Regions from separate parts of the Homo sapiens genome. Here all the other regions are linked to region 1. The links are chromatin loops, found by intact Hi-C in ENCODE. Cell type or tissue: dorsolateral prefrontal cortex. All regions are shown on one strand.

What was found. Hi-C counts contacts between places; a loop is a spot of excess contacts. Peaks named below come from ENCODE experiments on the same cell type or tissue, not always from the same donor. Only the 100,000 strongest peaks of a DNase experiment are listed, where the experiment ranks them.
Region 2: it touches region 1 in a loop (14-fold over the local background); 35 of 110 quality-filtered maps call a loop at or near these places.
Region 3: it touches region 1 in a loop (9-fold over the local background); 27 of 110 quality-filtered maps call a loop at or near these places.

What each region holds. Positions count from the first base shown.
Region 1 is chr15:27,355,931-27,360,930 of GRCh38, forward strand. The region is part of intron 5 of GABRG3 (gamma-aminobutyric acid type A receptor subunit gamma3); the gene reads left to right. Among named protein-coding and RNA genes, the nearest start is that of GABRG3-AS1, 200 kb to the left of the region's middle. RefSeq lists an enhancer at 2,570-3,070. In dorsolateral prefrontal cortex, CTCF peaks have their summits at 3,091 (motif pointing left) and 3,291; a DNase peak (open chromatin) is centred at 3,071; H3K4me3 peaks cover 926 bases; H3K27ac peaks cover 1,492 bases.
Region 2 is chr15:26,889,560-26,894,559 of GRCh38, forward strand. The region is part of intron 6 of GABRA5 (gamma-aminobutyric acid type A receptor subunit alpha5); the gene reads left to right. Among named protein-coding and RNA genes, the nearest start is that of GABRA5, 25 kb to the left of the region's middle. In dorsolateral prefrontal cortex, CTCF peaks have their summits at 145, 1,969 (motif pointing right) and 2,173; a DNase peak (open chromatin) is centred at 2,002; H3K4me3 peaks cover 1,297 bases.
Region 3 is chr15:27,057,599-27,062,598 of GRCh38, forward strand. All of the region lies in intron 3 of GABRG3 (gamma-aminobutyric acid type A receptor subunit gamma3), which reads left to right. The region is part of intron 2 of LOC124903449 (a long non-coding RNA gene); the gene reads right to left. Among named protein-coding and RNA genes, the nearest start is that of GABRG3, 89 kb to the left of the region's middle. RefSeq lists an enhancer at 94-1,293. In dorsolateral prefrontal cortex, CTCF peaks have their summits at 2,214 (motif pointing right) and 2,414; DNase peaks (open chromatin) are centred at 424 and 2,183.

The DNA.
Region 1 (5,000 bases):
TATATTAGTGAATGCCGGGGGTTGGGATTGGGGAATGGGGAATGATACCTAAAAGGCACAGATAGGGTTGTTTTTTGGAGTGATGGAAAAGGTCTGGAATTAGATTGTTACTGAAACCCACCAAATTGTCTACTTTTAAAGGGCGACCTTTATAGTATGTGAATTACAGCTCAATAAAGCTGCTATTTTAAAAAAGAGTATCAGTGATTCAGAAAGTGTATTCATCATAATTAATTTTATAGTCCTATAACAAATTACACTTCACCTTTGATTTCCATGATAATTTCAAAAAACAGTGCCACCTGGAAGAAAAAACAAAGATATGAGGGAAGGGTAGGGGGTGGGGAGAGAGGTCTTCATGTGTAACCAAAGTTGACCTCTCACAACTCTGTGATTCTCATTCTTTGAATCAGTGATTCCAGGGATAAGCCTACATCTCCCGCTGGGCCTCAACATTCGTTATTCATTCCTTTGGCAGCTATTTTTTGAGAATGTACTATATGGCAGGATATCAGAAAGGAGCTAACATGGTCCCTCGGCTCTTCTCTTCAGACTAATCTCCATCTTTTCCCCAACATCTACATATAGGCTCAGTCTGCAAAGGAAAAGCTGTTGATGGAACTTGCCACTATACACAAGAGAAACTCTAGAGAATTCTGCTTCTTAGATTTAATCCTATAAGTCTAAGAAGGAAAATAAAGGATCATTGTTAAGGAAAAACAGGTGCTCCTCAATGTTTATCAAATTAGTAAAGAGTTTAACCAACCCAAACAGTCAACAGTCAGAAATGGGTTAAATAAATCCTGGTGTACCCACACAAAAACAGTAGGCTGCCCACTTTGAACATGATGCTTAGGATTTGCATTTCATTGAGATGGAAGGGGTTTCTTGATACAGGGTTGAGTGATGCATGCAATTAGACCACAGCAAGAGTCACATAACCCTATAGGTTTATTTAATGTCTGCAGGTAAGCAATGAAGTAAATATTTCACCACGTTAATTCTAGGTGATGTTCATTCTATAATGAGTGTTCATTATAAAATCCTTTCAACCTTTTTTGTATATTTGGAATTTTCATAATAGAATGTCATAAAAATAAATGATCACCAACAGTAGGAAGTTTAATTAGACCCAGTTTTTTAGACTTCTAAAAGGGGACTGCATTGGGCTGCACTCCAATATAAAAATTACCCTTGTGATCACGGCGCCTCTCATTGTGTTTTAACACCCATCCTGTCGCTCTGTCTTCCCCAACACTGAGAAGAGACTAGCCCTTCTTGCACTTCCTCCCTGTTCTGCCAGTGGAACCATTCCTAGTGAGTAACTGAATTTCTTAAGATCCACTGAGTCTCAATAGAATCTACATTAGCAGCCATGAAATTCAAGTGGGTAAATTGACGTAGTATAAGATGTAAAGCTACTGGTCTGTGGACACACAAATACTGCAGAAATGCTCTCAGTCCTACACAAGGCTCTTAAACATTATTGGAACACCACCCAAAACTTTTATTTATGTGGATTATCTCTATCATTATTCACTATATTAAAAATTTCAACTTAGACATTCAAAAATATGTATTATTGATTAATCTAAATATAATAAAAAGCCTACATAAGTGACACATTTCTAAAAAAATAACTCTATTATACCACCCAAAAAGAAAATTTAGTAAGGACAGTGACATTGTTTTACATTTTTGCAAATATCTTTAATGTCTGGCTCAATAAAAGACAGATGATTTTCATATCTGCTTCCGCATTCAATCTGTTGCAACATGTAATTTCTGTGAAGGAAATTTACCCTGAGCTGGATATGAAAATGGATGGTGATTTTATTAGACTTTTCAGATAATGATGCATACTCTTCCTTGACATCACATCAAACTCAACAACTAGCAGTTTCTTGGAGTTTAATTCTAATGTGGAACCTGAAACTCTATACTATTCATATCTTGTTACCTTCCCAAACATTGGTTTATCTTGTACTTTAAATGTACCTTTTACCCATGCATGAATTTGTAACTTCAGGCATTGGAAAATATTGGTTCACAGAGTTATGCTGATCATCCAAATGTTGACACGATATTACAAAAACCACATTTATTAGTCTCCCAACCAATTGTGTTAGAAAAGTATTTAAATATTGAGAAGCTACCAGACTCATGAAGGTGGATACGAGCTTTCCAAAATTCCAATTTCCACTGGAAATCTCGACTTTTAGTATTGGCAACAAATACTGCCAGTTGTTTTCTTAGAAGTGACAGACTCCATTCATTTTCAAGAAAATGGCTACCAAACACCCCAGTCTGAAAATAACCATAGTTTGTTGCTCTTACGAGTGAAAATGCTATTTCATACACGAAGCTTTGTCCTTCAGCACCCAAGATTTAAGGATAATTATGGATGAATATTATGGATTCATTTTAAATCCTTTGGCAAATCTGCTCTGGGGGCTTCTCTGTCAGAAGGTCTCTCCTTCCCAACTCTAAGAAACGTTATTCCTATGCAAATGCTGCTGAGTCAAGACGGGGAGGGAAGTGCAGAGAGAAGGGCTGGTGGCATGGTCAGTAAGTCATGAGGGTGAGATTAGGGGTGACACACTGCTTGCCAACGTAGGAGAAGGCTCTGCCCTCACCTAGCAGGTCTGATGGAAGCCCCTTATTCCGTCCTTCCTGCCGGGTTCCACCGAGATCCAAAAAGGAATGCTGTGTAGGAGCACATGATATGTGATAAATGAGAGAAAGGTCAAACATTTAAGGAACGCCCAGAGAAAGTACTGCATAAGAAATGATGCGTTCCATATTCAAACACACAGATCAAGCTCTTTCTATGGGCTAAGTGGTGTGCCCCCGAAAAGCAAGGGCTTTTTGTTTTTCTGCCTTTCTCCCTACGTAGGAGGGCCTGGTTGCTGTGTGCTCTGGGAGCTTGTTGGTTTGAGCACCCTGAAGCTCCGTGCAATGCCCGCTCAGTGGGCCCCGGCAGTGCAGAGGGCGCTTCTCCCGGGGGTCCTGGTAAGAGGATCTAGGCTTTCCCTGGGGAGGACCCGGCGGGGCGAACGCAGGCTCAGCGCAAGAGCCGCAGTGACACCTTCTGGTGGCTGCCTGCACTGCAGGCTCCTTTTATGGACAAGTTTTGGGGGTGAAGCTGCAGAGGGGTACCCCTAAGGTGGCCTCTCCCTTCTCCTATCCAGGTTTGGGAGGCCACCCGGCCTCAGGCCCCTGTCAGGTCTCCCACTGCACCAAGATTGACTACATGCAGGGCGGCTGAGCTGCCTGAGGCCGGGTGGGAAGGAGGGGTGCCCTCCCCGCTACGGTGGGGAGACCTGCCCCTGTCTCTGCTCCTCCAGCTCGCTTGCAGGCACAAGCTGCTTTGCTTAAAATGTTATGTCATTAAAAATGAAATATGTTCCTTTTATTGCTTATTGTTCTATGTCCCTCTTTTTTGTGGTGTGTTTGATTTTATTCAGATTTTAGTATTTTCCACAATGGTCTGTGACTAAAACTTAATTTAATGAGAAGAGATATATTTATTCAGTTCTTTATTTTGAAAGTGATTGAGTTAAACATAAAACAAAGCTAGGATGAACAGTACAATTATATATCATCCAGGATATTATAAATTCTGATTTGAAGCTAAGGAAACAAACATTGGCAATCTAGCCTCATGATTAAGAACATAACAGAACATAAAATTAAATAAAAAGAAAAGCACCTTTATGACTGGCATACTCAGTGTACGCATTCCCATCAAAATGTTTTTGTAAACGTTTCCATAAGTCGCCGTAGGCAAATGGCATGTTGCGGTTTTTGAACGTTACATAGATATCTTCTATTTTCATGCATCTTCCTTGCTGTAAGACAGATTCAAAGCAGAAGCTTACATAACCCAGAGAAGTCATGCCAAGTTTATCTGAACATCTTTTTAAAACTTTCAAGTTCTCTGATTTAGTTCTGATACACATATTTCCATATACGTTTTTCTTGTTTGTTTGTTTGTTTAACTTACCTACTTTGTTCCTCAATTGAACATGTGGTTTTTGAGTGCCAACTACACATTGAGCCCTGTGTGAAGGTTTGGGGACAGAGGGACACTGAGCCCAGCCTCCAAGAGTCAGAAGGGAGCATTTTCAGGCCACAGTGCACTGGGTCAGGAGTGCTGCAGGAAGAGAAGCAAATACTGTGGGACTCACTAGACAATCTCAACAGGGAGGCAGTGACATCCAGGCCCTGCGGAGGACAGGGAAGCTTCTCCAAGGGCTATGGCTGGGGAGACCCTGTAAACAGACTTAGACACACACAGTGTTCATCCAGCACGAGTAGCCCTCTCAGGTGGCCCCACTCTGCCTGAGGCACTGGATTCCAAGCATGGACAGAAGGGAGGACTTGACAAGGTCGGGTGGAATGGGCCGCGACCCCGGCCTGTGTTGGAGATCTCCTGGGCAAAGATAACCAGCTGCTCTCCATCTGGGAGTTATGGAGCCCTGTATTTTACCTGGGAAACTCATGGGCCACCAGAAACACACTTCTCTGAGTGTGTGCTTGCTTTAATGAGACTGCAGGAGATGGAGATTTTATCAGCATGAATCACCAGTGGAGAATAATTCCTAATAGACAACCCATGGCTGTCCAAAGACCTCAAGAGCATTCCCCAATCCGAGATGGGCCGGGATGAGGTGCCCGACCTCTGTCTGGAACCTTGCCCTTGGGTGTGTCCTTGGGTTGGACACTCCCCTTCCAGCCTGCTCCTGCTCCCCTGCAGCCTCTACATAAGATCTGCAAGGGCAGCCCCTTTCTGCCAAAACTGGACTCCTGCTGCAAAGATGACCCTGGGAAGCTCAAGGGTTCCCACATTAGTGTTAACCTGTCTGCCTCAGGCAGGTTCCCAGCCCAAGAACTTTTGGCTCCCTGATGAGTTTGTGGGATGCTCTCTGACGGCACTGTCTGGCCATGAGTGGGGGACTTGAGTTCCAGCTCTCACATTCACAGCTGAGCTCTACCTC
Region 2 (5,000 bases), 470 kb before region 1:
GGTAACTTGGATACATACATATCTGGAAGTTTTGAACTAGACACTGAGATGTGTTTGTATATATGTACAAGCATGCATAGCTATACATTGTCAAGTTCAAAGTGTCAAGTTCAAAGCTTCTTTCATGAAACCAGATGTATTGGCTGACTTGCAATTTTTAAGGTAACACATTTTATATTGGCAAGAATCAAAATATGATTTAAAAATTTATAAAACATAGAAAATTACAAAGTGCGGAATATGGTTATGATAACACCAAGACCAAAGAGAATCAATGTTAATATTTTAGTGTGTATCATGTTTATGTGTCCCTGCGTGTAGACATTCATGAATACATATGTGTATGTCTGTGTGTATGCACACATAGTCTCCTATAGTTTTTGAGTGGCCTCATTCACTGAAAACTTTTGTGAATAGCTTTACAATTTTAAAATATACAGCATTGAAAACATTTCCCATGTCATTAAACATTGTTTTGAAACTTTGTGATATAGCACATCCCATCATGTGGTTATCCTGTGTTTATATGATTTCTGTAAAAAAATTCACGATACATCTATTTTTTTTCTCTGTGATAACATTCTGGTCCAAGCACCTACGTATATCCTTTGAACAAATCCCAGGAATTGGACAAAACATAAATTTTTGATATTAATACAGATTTTCAAACTGTTCTCTAGAAAAATAGTACCAGTTTCACTTCCATCAACAGTGAGAGTAGAGACCACCTATTACTTCCTCTCTGGCACCTTATATACAAAAATGAACATGAAATTTCTGCCCATTTTGCTACATGAGATCCAATTAGCCAGTCCATTGAAAACCATGCATAACAGTTACTCATCTCAAGATTTGTAGTCACTTCAATTTTTTTTTTTTTTTTTTGCTTTGGGACGTGCCTCACAGAGCTCCCTTGTCCTGATTTAACTTGAATTGAGCCTTGTTCCCAAGGTTGGAGACATGGAGCCTGCCTGGGACACCACTGCCCTTTCCTCTGTCTGGTCCCGCCGATCTCCCTGTAGGCACGCAGCCACACCATCCTTCATGTCCTCAGTCACTGAAGACAGAGACTTTGCACCAGCCTGCTGTGGCCCCACTGCCTTTGACTTCCCAGCTGAAGTTCTGTGTTCCCCACAGAGCGTCTTTTGGACATATATGTCTCAATCATGTATAACACATGCATGATACACGTGTCCTGTGTAATTCCATATACTCCCTGTCATCCCGGCACTGGGCACTCAGGAGGAACTTATGTGTGTGCTTGTGAATGAATGAACCATAATGGAATGTATGAGATCTCCTTTTCCTAAATGAGGCCATCTCACCACCCAGACCCTAGTATGAGGGACTTGGAAAGAGATCCAGAGAATGTCTGGTTCACAGACATGTTCTGTGCTTAGGTTTCTGCCAATTTAATAAAGAGTCAGATTTAGTTTTGCTAAAATTGTACTTGCAGCATACAAATAAGGACATTTCAACACACATTTCTTGCATATTTGGTTTGAAAACGTGACCAGACATATTCTGGGCCTGTTGAGAAGGCCATCAGTCTGCAGCCACTGCAGGCAGTTCCGTCTGGCCAGGCCATGCTTTGGACTCTCGGGCACACATCTCACACAGGACCACATCACCCTTTGCAAATGGACCATCTCCAGCACATGTTTGCTTTCTTAGGTCCTGACCCCACAAAGGCTGCAGACATCCTCGTCCTAGTGAAACAGAAACCAGAGCTTCAGAAATATAAACGCATTTAAACTACATAACATACATTTGGTAGTATCTTTATCGTCCTTCACAACAGATGTGATAAATGAAACAGGTAAAAATGATCACATGGCAATTAGCCCATCGATAATGTCCAAGTGCCAAACCTCCTGGCCTCTCCCTATTTGCATAGATAGAATATATAGCAAGCATGCAACAGGAAGCTAGCTATGCGCGCTATTCAGCCATGGGGACTGAAAATAATGTCCACGAGGTGGCGCCGTGGCCTCGTGCATCGAGGGGAAGACTGACAGGAGGGCATTCTAGAGCTTGGTTAAAGCCCCGGATTCACCGAAGCACGTTTAGGGAAGACAAAGTGCTTCATGTCTGCAGAGTGTTCCTGAGCCTCTTGGCAGGTCTGCGCGGCCTTGAGGTTGCTCAGAGCCAGGGAGGCTGCGCTCAGCCTCAGGTCCTCCCTAGTGCGCAGCCAGCCTGCACCCACCACCGCGCTTCCGGACACCAGAGTCCCGAGTCAGGGCCACAGTGCTGCTGCAGGCATCCCTCCCCTCCCGGCCAGCGGGGAAAAGTGAGCCAAGTGACCCGCTCTGCTCATTTCAGCTCGGACGGTGGTCCCTTAAGCAGGCCGAAACTGATGGTCTCATCTCCTGCACGCTCTCTGGCCTTGAGCGCAAATGCCCCAGAAACGTTGGCCAAGCGCACCGGGTGGTGGAAAATTCGGAGCAGCCACCGCCTGGCAGGAGTGAGGCAGATGCGATTAGGATTTCCATGTTTACCCTGAGAATAGTTAGGCGTATGCCCCATGCTGCTGGAGAAGGAAGACTTGGCAGAGGCCTCCGTGCCCAAAGTGTTTCCCGGTTGGCCCGGAATCCGGAGTTTTTGTGGTCTTCACTCCTATGATTTGCACTGTCTGAAACGGTGACTAGACATTTATCACACTTTAAAATTAAGGTCGAAAAACATTAATAATCCAGGTCCCCCGTGTGCCAGCCACATTCCCAGCAGTGGGTAGCCGGCTGTGAACGGTGGCTTCCGCGCTGGCGGGCAGTGTGGACGGCGGCGTCACCCAGCCCCGGGGAAATGCAGCCCCGTGGCAGCCCCAGGCTCCCTTCTCCGGGCCCTACCCAGCCCGCGCCCCGGGGGCCCAGCAGTGGGGGGGCTGCCTTCCCCGGCCGCGCGCACATGACCTGCGAGTCCGCGGACACAGGGAAGCTTTAAAATATTTCAAGGCAAGTTAGAGTATTTATGCTACAATCTTTTAACGGAGGCGATTTTTCTAGAGCATTTTAGAAGTTTGAATGATCAAATAAACTATGACATCTAGCAGGAAACTAATACCCATTGCTAATCTAAAGTTTTATTATTGAAATTAGCTTTCTTCTCAGTAGGATCTCAAGTTTTTTGCATTGCTTCAAGCAATATTAATAAGGTCCGAGCAGAGGGGCTGTTACTTTCCGTTAGCATTCACATGGAGAAGAAGAGGATCGTGGGATGGAATCAGCTGAAGGGCCCCTTGGGGCAGGAGAGGTCTGGGCGGCTTCCGGAGGCTTCTCTGAGCAAGTTGTGCGGGGAGGATGGAGCAGTGTGTGGGTGTGTATGGGTATGTGTGGTGTGTGTGTGTATGAGGTTGTGTGTGCGTGATGTGTGTATGGATGCGTGTGTGTAGTGTGTGTATGGTGTGTGGTGCGCGTGGGGGGTGTATAGAGTGTGGCGTGTGTGTGTAGTGTGTTGTGTTTATGGTGCGTTTGTATGTATGGAGTGTGGTGTGTCTGTTGTGTGTGTACGCTGTGTGGCGTGTTTGGGGGTGTATGGTGTGTGGCATGTGTGTGTCTAGTGCGTGTGTATGGCGTGTTTCTAAGTGTATGGTGTGTGGCGTGTGTGGGGTGTGTATGTGGTGTGTGGTGTGTGTGTGTATAGTGTGTTGGGTGTGTATGGTGTGAGCGTATGGTGTGTGGCGTGAGTGTATATGGTGTGTTGTGTGTGTATGGTGTGTGTGTATGGCATATGGCGTGTGTGTATATGGTGTGTTGTGTGTATATGGCGTGTTGTGTGTCTATGGAGTGTCGTGTGTGTGTATGGTGTGTAGCGTGTGGCGGGACTATATGGAGTATGTGTATGGTGTGTTGTGTGTGTTGTGTGTGTATGGTGTGTGGCGTGTGTGTGACTGCCCCTACTCAGGTCCCTATGTGAAGTTATGAGCAGGGCACGGCCTGGGCCTGGACCTCCCTCCTGCGTGTGGATCTGATGGGAGCAGCGGTGGGGAGGACTGCAGCTGGTCGGGCTGCCTAGGGCTCCCCTTCCTCTGCCTCGTGTCCTTCCCGCTCGCCCATCCCTTCGACCACTCACAGTTTCACTAAGCCCTGTCTGCGGAGCCCAGGGCCTGCTCACCCTGGAGTGGCGCAGGGGAAACAGGAGGATCTGGGGGCACAGGAGTGGGCGAGGGGCTGAGTCTGGGGGTGAGGGGAGCAGGGCCCGGCGACCAGGCGGTGGGCACGGAGTCTGGGGTGAGCTCGAGCTGCGAAGGTGGAGAGGCTGGGCCAGGGGACCCGCGTGGGCAGCAGCATGGACCGGGGCGTCAGAGTGCAAGATGTGAGACCTATGTGCGCGCGGGGCGGCGGCAGCCGGTCAAGGGGCAGCAGGAAATCAGACCTCAAAGGTGGCCGGGGACAGATTCCAAGGACCCTTGCTTGAAGGCTGGTCACTGTTTCCTTTGGGCCTCCAGGAGTGTTAGGTCGAGGACTGGAGAGGGGAGGCAGTTCTCTCCGCGCGCCCCCTGTGCTCCCCAGACGCCCTTTGCACTGAAAGCCAAGGGCCGGAGGCTGGAGCGCAGCGGCCCGGGCAGAAGCCCTGCCCAGACGGCGCCGGACCTGGGCCCGGACTCTGCGAGCAGCCCAGCCCTCACTTGGACAAAGGTGGAAACGGAAGCCTTCTGGGAGGGATGCGTATTCCCGCGAATCCACTACACTTCTCTCGGGATGCTTTTCCTTCTTCAGGCCAGGCTAGCAACGCAAACCTCGACTCCAGAGAGGCCGGTGTGCGTCCAGGGGCCACCCCTTCACAGGCCGCGCCTGCACCCAGCGTCTGTTCTCACTGCCGGCCTCGCGGGCAGCCAGTGGGTCCCCGGGTGAGATGGTGCGGGCAGCGCTCCCGGAACGATCCCGGGCCCCTCCTTCCCCCCGGGCTCTTGCCTGCGCCTCTTCCACACAATTTGCGATTTCCGTGGCGTCAGATGGCTGTTCTTTGTCACCTGCTTGTAAGAGCTGGTCCCATGATGTCAA
Region 3 (5,000 bases), 300 kb before region 1:
GGCACCTGTGATGGAGAGAGGTGTCCTGGCCGCCAGGTCACCCTCGGGGCTCCCATTGCTCATGTCCTTCAGGTGTTTCCTAAGTAAAAACTGGTGTTGTTGTCTGGGAATCTTACCACGTACTTATTCTTTGGAAATCTATCATACCAGCAGGTGGAATCGGTGTAGTTCAGGACATTCGCCATTTAATCGAGACATAGAAAAGCCATGTTTACTTGCCTCAAAGAAGTCCCACTGATGAAGAAATAAAGGAAGTTTCCATGCACATCCACTACCAGAAGGAAAGTCATGACAGTCCGCTCCCATTGCAACTCGAGAGGATGTGTGCATTGGCCTCTGCAACCGGGCTTCTTACAGGACATGAGTGCATTCTCCATCCACTGGGAGGCGGCTTGTATACTCACTCTCACAGTGAATCTGCCGACAGTTCTCAAAGCTGAGGAAGCATACAGGCTTTGCCCGTGGTTGGGTGGTGAGGCTGCATTTCGTGCTCATCTGCTCCATCTGCAGAGCCAGCCTTGAATTTTAAAGTCCTGTCTTACTGGACTCCTGTGATGACTCACTATGATAACGCATCAGAACACATGGATCTTAAATACGCAGGGACAAAATAAGAGAAGCGCTGATTTCTCCAAGGAAGTCCAGGTGTTCCCATTTACGGTGCATCTGAGAATGGAGATGATAGGGACAAGAGTCCACACCAGGCTATCTCCGCACAGCAGAGCTCAGAATTACAGATGGCAGAGCCTTGCTGAGCAGTTTAGACGAGGGTAAAGATTTTTGAGTATGCTTTTCATTGTAAGTTTTGGAGGCGTCCATTAGGGCCACTCAGCAGAGGTCTGAATCATCTGATTGCTCTGTTTGACTCAGTGTTGGAAGCCTGTTGAACAGGAAATGAGCTATTTCTTGCTCAACCAGGAGTTGTAGCATCTTTGAAGTTTGGGAAGTTAATTTATAAATTCCCAACTGTCCGGCTACATGTCAAGTGTCTGGTCATTGTTTTGATTTGTTGCAACCTGTGAAAGTACTTTTTTTTTTTTTCAAAGTCAAATTGCCATATTGGAAACCAGGAGCCACCATCTTTAAACAATTAGAGATTAGAGATTTGCTATGACTTTACCTATACAGTGCTTAAGACCGATTTAGTCTATTAGAAACCAGTAAGTTCGCGGGCCTCATCAAAATTGATAAGTGATTAGCACTGTCTATAAAACTATGCCATATCGTATAAAGTAAAATTGCTTCTTAACTATCTTTGTGTTGCTATAGTACATATTTCTGAAAAGCTCTTAGACTAAATGCAACCGTCATCACCAATAAAACCATTAATGAACCCTATACACAAATGAACTTTGAATCCTGTGGCCACTATTAAAACAATTTTAGATCTTGATTTGCCATTTGGGGAATGCTAAGCTGCTGTAACAGCAGGCTCAAACTAATTCACTGAATTGGAAAATATGGAAATTCTTCATATAAGAACTCTGAAGTGAGCATTTCAGGCTGGCAGGCTGCCCTGGTGCCCTCTGCCATTCAGGGAAGCAGAAGACAATGAAGGCTCTGTCACTCCCAACACGAGGCTGCAAAGGTTGCCATACATGCTCTTTCTAGCCAGCAGGAAGGCCTGAAGGGCACCCCTACTGCTCTCTACATTTCCTTTGGGGAGAGCTGAGTCTTGGGGCCACAGCCAGCTACAGGTGGTTTGGAAGCGGGGTTCCCATCTGACAGAGACCATGCTCCCACCTGCAGCCCTTCTGTTGTAGAAAATTGGCAAAACGGATTTTGGTGGACAAATAGCAGTCTCCATCACCGTTCTGTTATTTTATAAGCTGAATCCCAGTTATGAGATACTATGTTGGCTATAATTTCAAAGTTTCTATTGATAGCTGTTATAACACTTTTATTCCAATTTGAAAATTTGGATCAATAAACATTGAATTGGAGATATAGTTCCAAATCAAGAATATAACTGTTCACCTCTTACGCTGTTAAGAAACCTAAAGGCATTTGACATACACTGTTTTGCATTTCTATGTTAGATGTCCAAGAGAGGAGACATGTGTTCCAAGACTGTGGTCCTGAGATGGCATGAAGGCGAGTGATGCAGAGTGAAAGGGTTTCCTGCCATGGGCATAGGTCTGGGTCCTGGCAGACAATGGTGCTTCACTGTGAACAAAGACACAGTTCGATTATTGACCACTAGGTGGCACCACGGAGAATAGAAATGTCTGCACCAATCACCAGGGAGCTGGGAGTGCTCTTTCCTTAAGGATCTGTATTCTATTGTAGCAAAAGGTGGCCATTCCTGCTACCTCTGTGCAGTCAAAGCTTATTGAAGAAAGAACAATGTTCTCTTTTTAGATTTTCTTCTCTTAAGTAGAAATTTATTATAACCTTTAGTAATGCTATAAAATTAAACACTAGACTTTCCACAATGTGGTCATAAACCAAGAGATAAGGAAAAATGGCAACTACATTATTTTAAAATGTGTATTTTGATTTATGTGACAGTAAGGGGAGTTTAAAATCCAGTTGGTTTTTAACATTTTTGTATCTAACTGCTTGTTGTCAAGAGCTTTCCCAGGAGAAGAGATTGTCTAAGACCATTATGCATATTTGTCTAATGTGAACTTTGGTTTTATTTTGCAGCAAGAAAGGGTGGGGTGGCACCTATTTGAATGCAGCCCACTGGCCTGTTGGTGCAATTCCTCCTTGGCCACACTGGCCCCTGAGCAGGGTTGGAGCTTCCCTTTGCAGGTTGGTGCACAAAGATGTGGCATGCTGCTCCAGAAACTGCTCTGGGAAACTGCTGGTGGCCCCACAGGCTCTTGGAACTAACAGACTGTGTCATTATCACATGCTGCAAAGCAAATCCCTGCTTGTAAGGACTCAGCTCAGCTTTAGAAGTTCCCTGAGACTTCGAGAATGTCAACAGATGCATGCTTTCGTGAGTCCGTGCCATTCAGTGAACTTGATGGAATCATTCTGTGTGAAACGTTAAGTGGCGTGGGGATGATGCAGAGACTATTTCTGACGAGTCCCTGCCCAAAAGGAAAATCAAATGATGAGGCAGCAGGAGTCACGTCTAAGTGGAAATACAGAGACCAAGCTGTAGGGTGTAAGGAAGGAGGGACCTTTCTTCCTTTGCCACTTTCACTGGTTATTTTATGTGCTTGAAAATAGCCACAACACTTTCTCCCCTCCATAAAGGGAATGATGGCTTTGGTCTAGTTTTTATATGTCTCTCTTCAGCTCTCATGTCTCCTAGTGGTTCTGACTACAAATAGTTCCATTGTTTCTTCTGTATGGTCCTAATAGGTCTCTGAGGTTTTTTTGGAATCACTAAATGCCACCAAATACTCTCTAGTTTACTTAATAGGGCGATGGCCATACCTCCCTACAATTTTCCTGAGTGACACCATAAGTAGCACATTTTGAATGTAAAAGATGAGAAGGTCATCATACAAAACAGGAGTCTATGAAGAATGAGGCAATTGCCATTGCTTACCTGTGTTTAATATTTTCTTCTCCCAATAAGGTAAACCTATAGACAGGTGTTGTCTATGCTGGTAAGAAGTGAAAGGCCAATTGGTTGAGAGTTTATTGTGTACTTTTACGACCATGGCCGTGTTCATCAGGCGTCTGCTCTTACATCGCTGGTGCAGTGAATGGTGTCCTTGCATCACTCGAACGAGGATGCCCCAGTGGCTAACGGTGTGAGAACACCGCACTGCCTGCTCTCACACTGTATACGGGGCTGGGTGGGTTCTGAACGCTGGCCATCTGGCTGATTAGGGTTTTTAATAAGTCTATCGTAACAAAACAATGCTCCATTGAGGTAACTGCTCTTTTTTTTTTTTTTTGTTAAAATTAAATGTCATATTTTGCCCTTTCACTAGAAAACAAACTGTTCAGCTGCATAAAGCCCTCCAGATTATGATTTAAACTGTCTCAAGTTTCATCCATGTATTTATGAGTGATGTTCCCGCATGCCAGTCACAAGCAGTAGAGATTTATGGGCAGTACTGGTTTCAAAGAAAATGCTCAAGTTGATTGATGGGGCAAGTCTCCCTATCTCCTATCCCCCTGCTCCCCACCAAAGAGAAAAAAAGTCTTTTCCCTGCTAACTGCAGTGCCAGCTTTGACCCTGACTTAGTTGATAACCTTGAATAAATTGCATTCCAGTAGCAAGCCAGATGGATTTTAAAGGGTATCCGGGCCTGGTGGAAGCCTCAGCACCCCTCTCCCGCCCCGTGTGGAAATCCTGCTGTGCTCCCGAGAGGCACTGCCTGCCCTCTGCTCTGGCATTTTCCCTAGGAGGCACTTCCATGTTTGAACAGTTCCTATGACTAACAGATGCTTCTCAGGAAGCTGAAATCAGCCTCCTCCTTCCTTCTGTCCACTGACCCTATACTTTGCCTTCTGGAGTGCTACAGAATCTCTCTCATCCACCATCATGGGCTGCCTTCCGGGCAACTGGCGGCAGCTGTCATGTTCTCTGAGTCTTCCTGTCCCATGAGAGTGCCTGTGATAGAGTTTCCAGACCTGGCCATCCCACAGGACTATTGGCTGTGCAAACGGGGACTCCCCTTTGGAGCCAGAGTCTGTGGATGTGGAGTCACAGGAGAGGGAGCTGGCTCCGCTGTGCTTATATGTGCAGGTGGGCATGTGGGTGCTGGTGAGTTCACCCTGACCACTTTTAAAAGACTGAGTATCGGCTGGGTGTGGTGGCTCACGCCTGTAATCCCAGCACTTCAGGAGGCCGAGGCAGGCAGATCACCTGAGGTCAGGAGTTTAAGACCAGCCTGGCCAACATGGTGAAACTCCATCTCTACTAAAAAAAAAAAAAAAAAAAAAAAATTAGCCTTGCATGATGGCAGGTGCCTGTAATCCCAGCTACTCAGGAGGCTGAGGCAGGAGAATCGCTTGAACCTGGGAGGCAGAGGTTGCAGTGAGCTAAGATCCTGCCATTACACTGCAGCCTGGGCGACAGAGAGAGA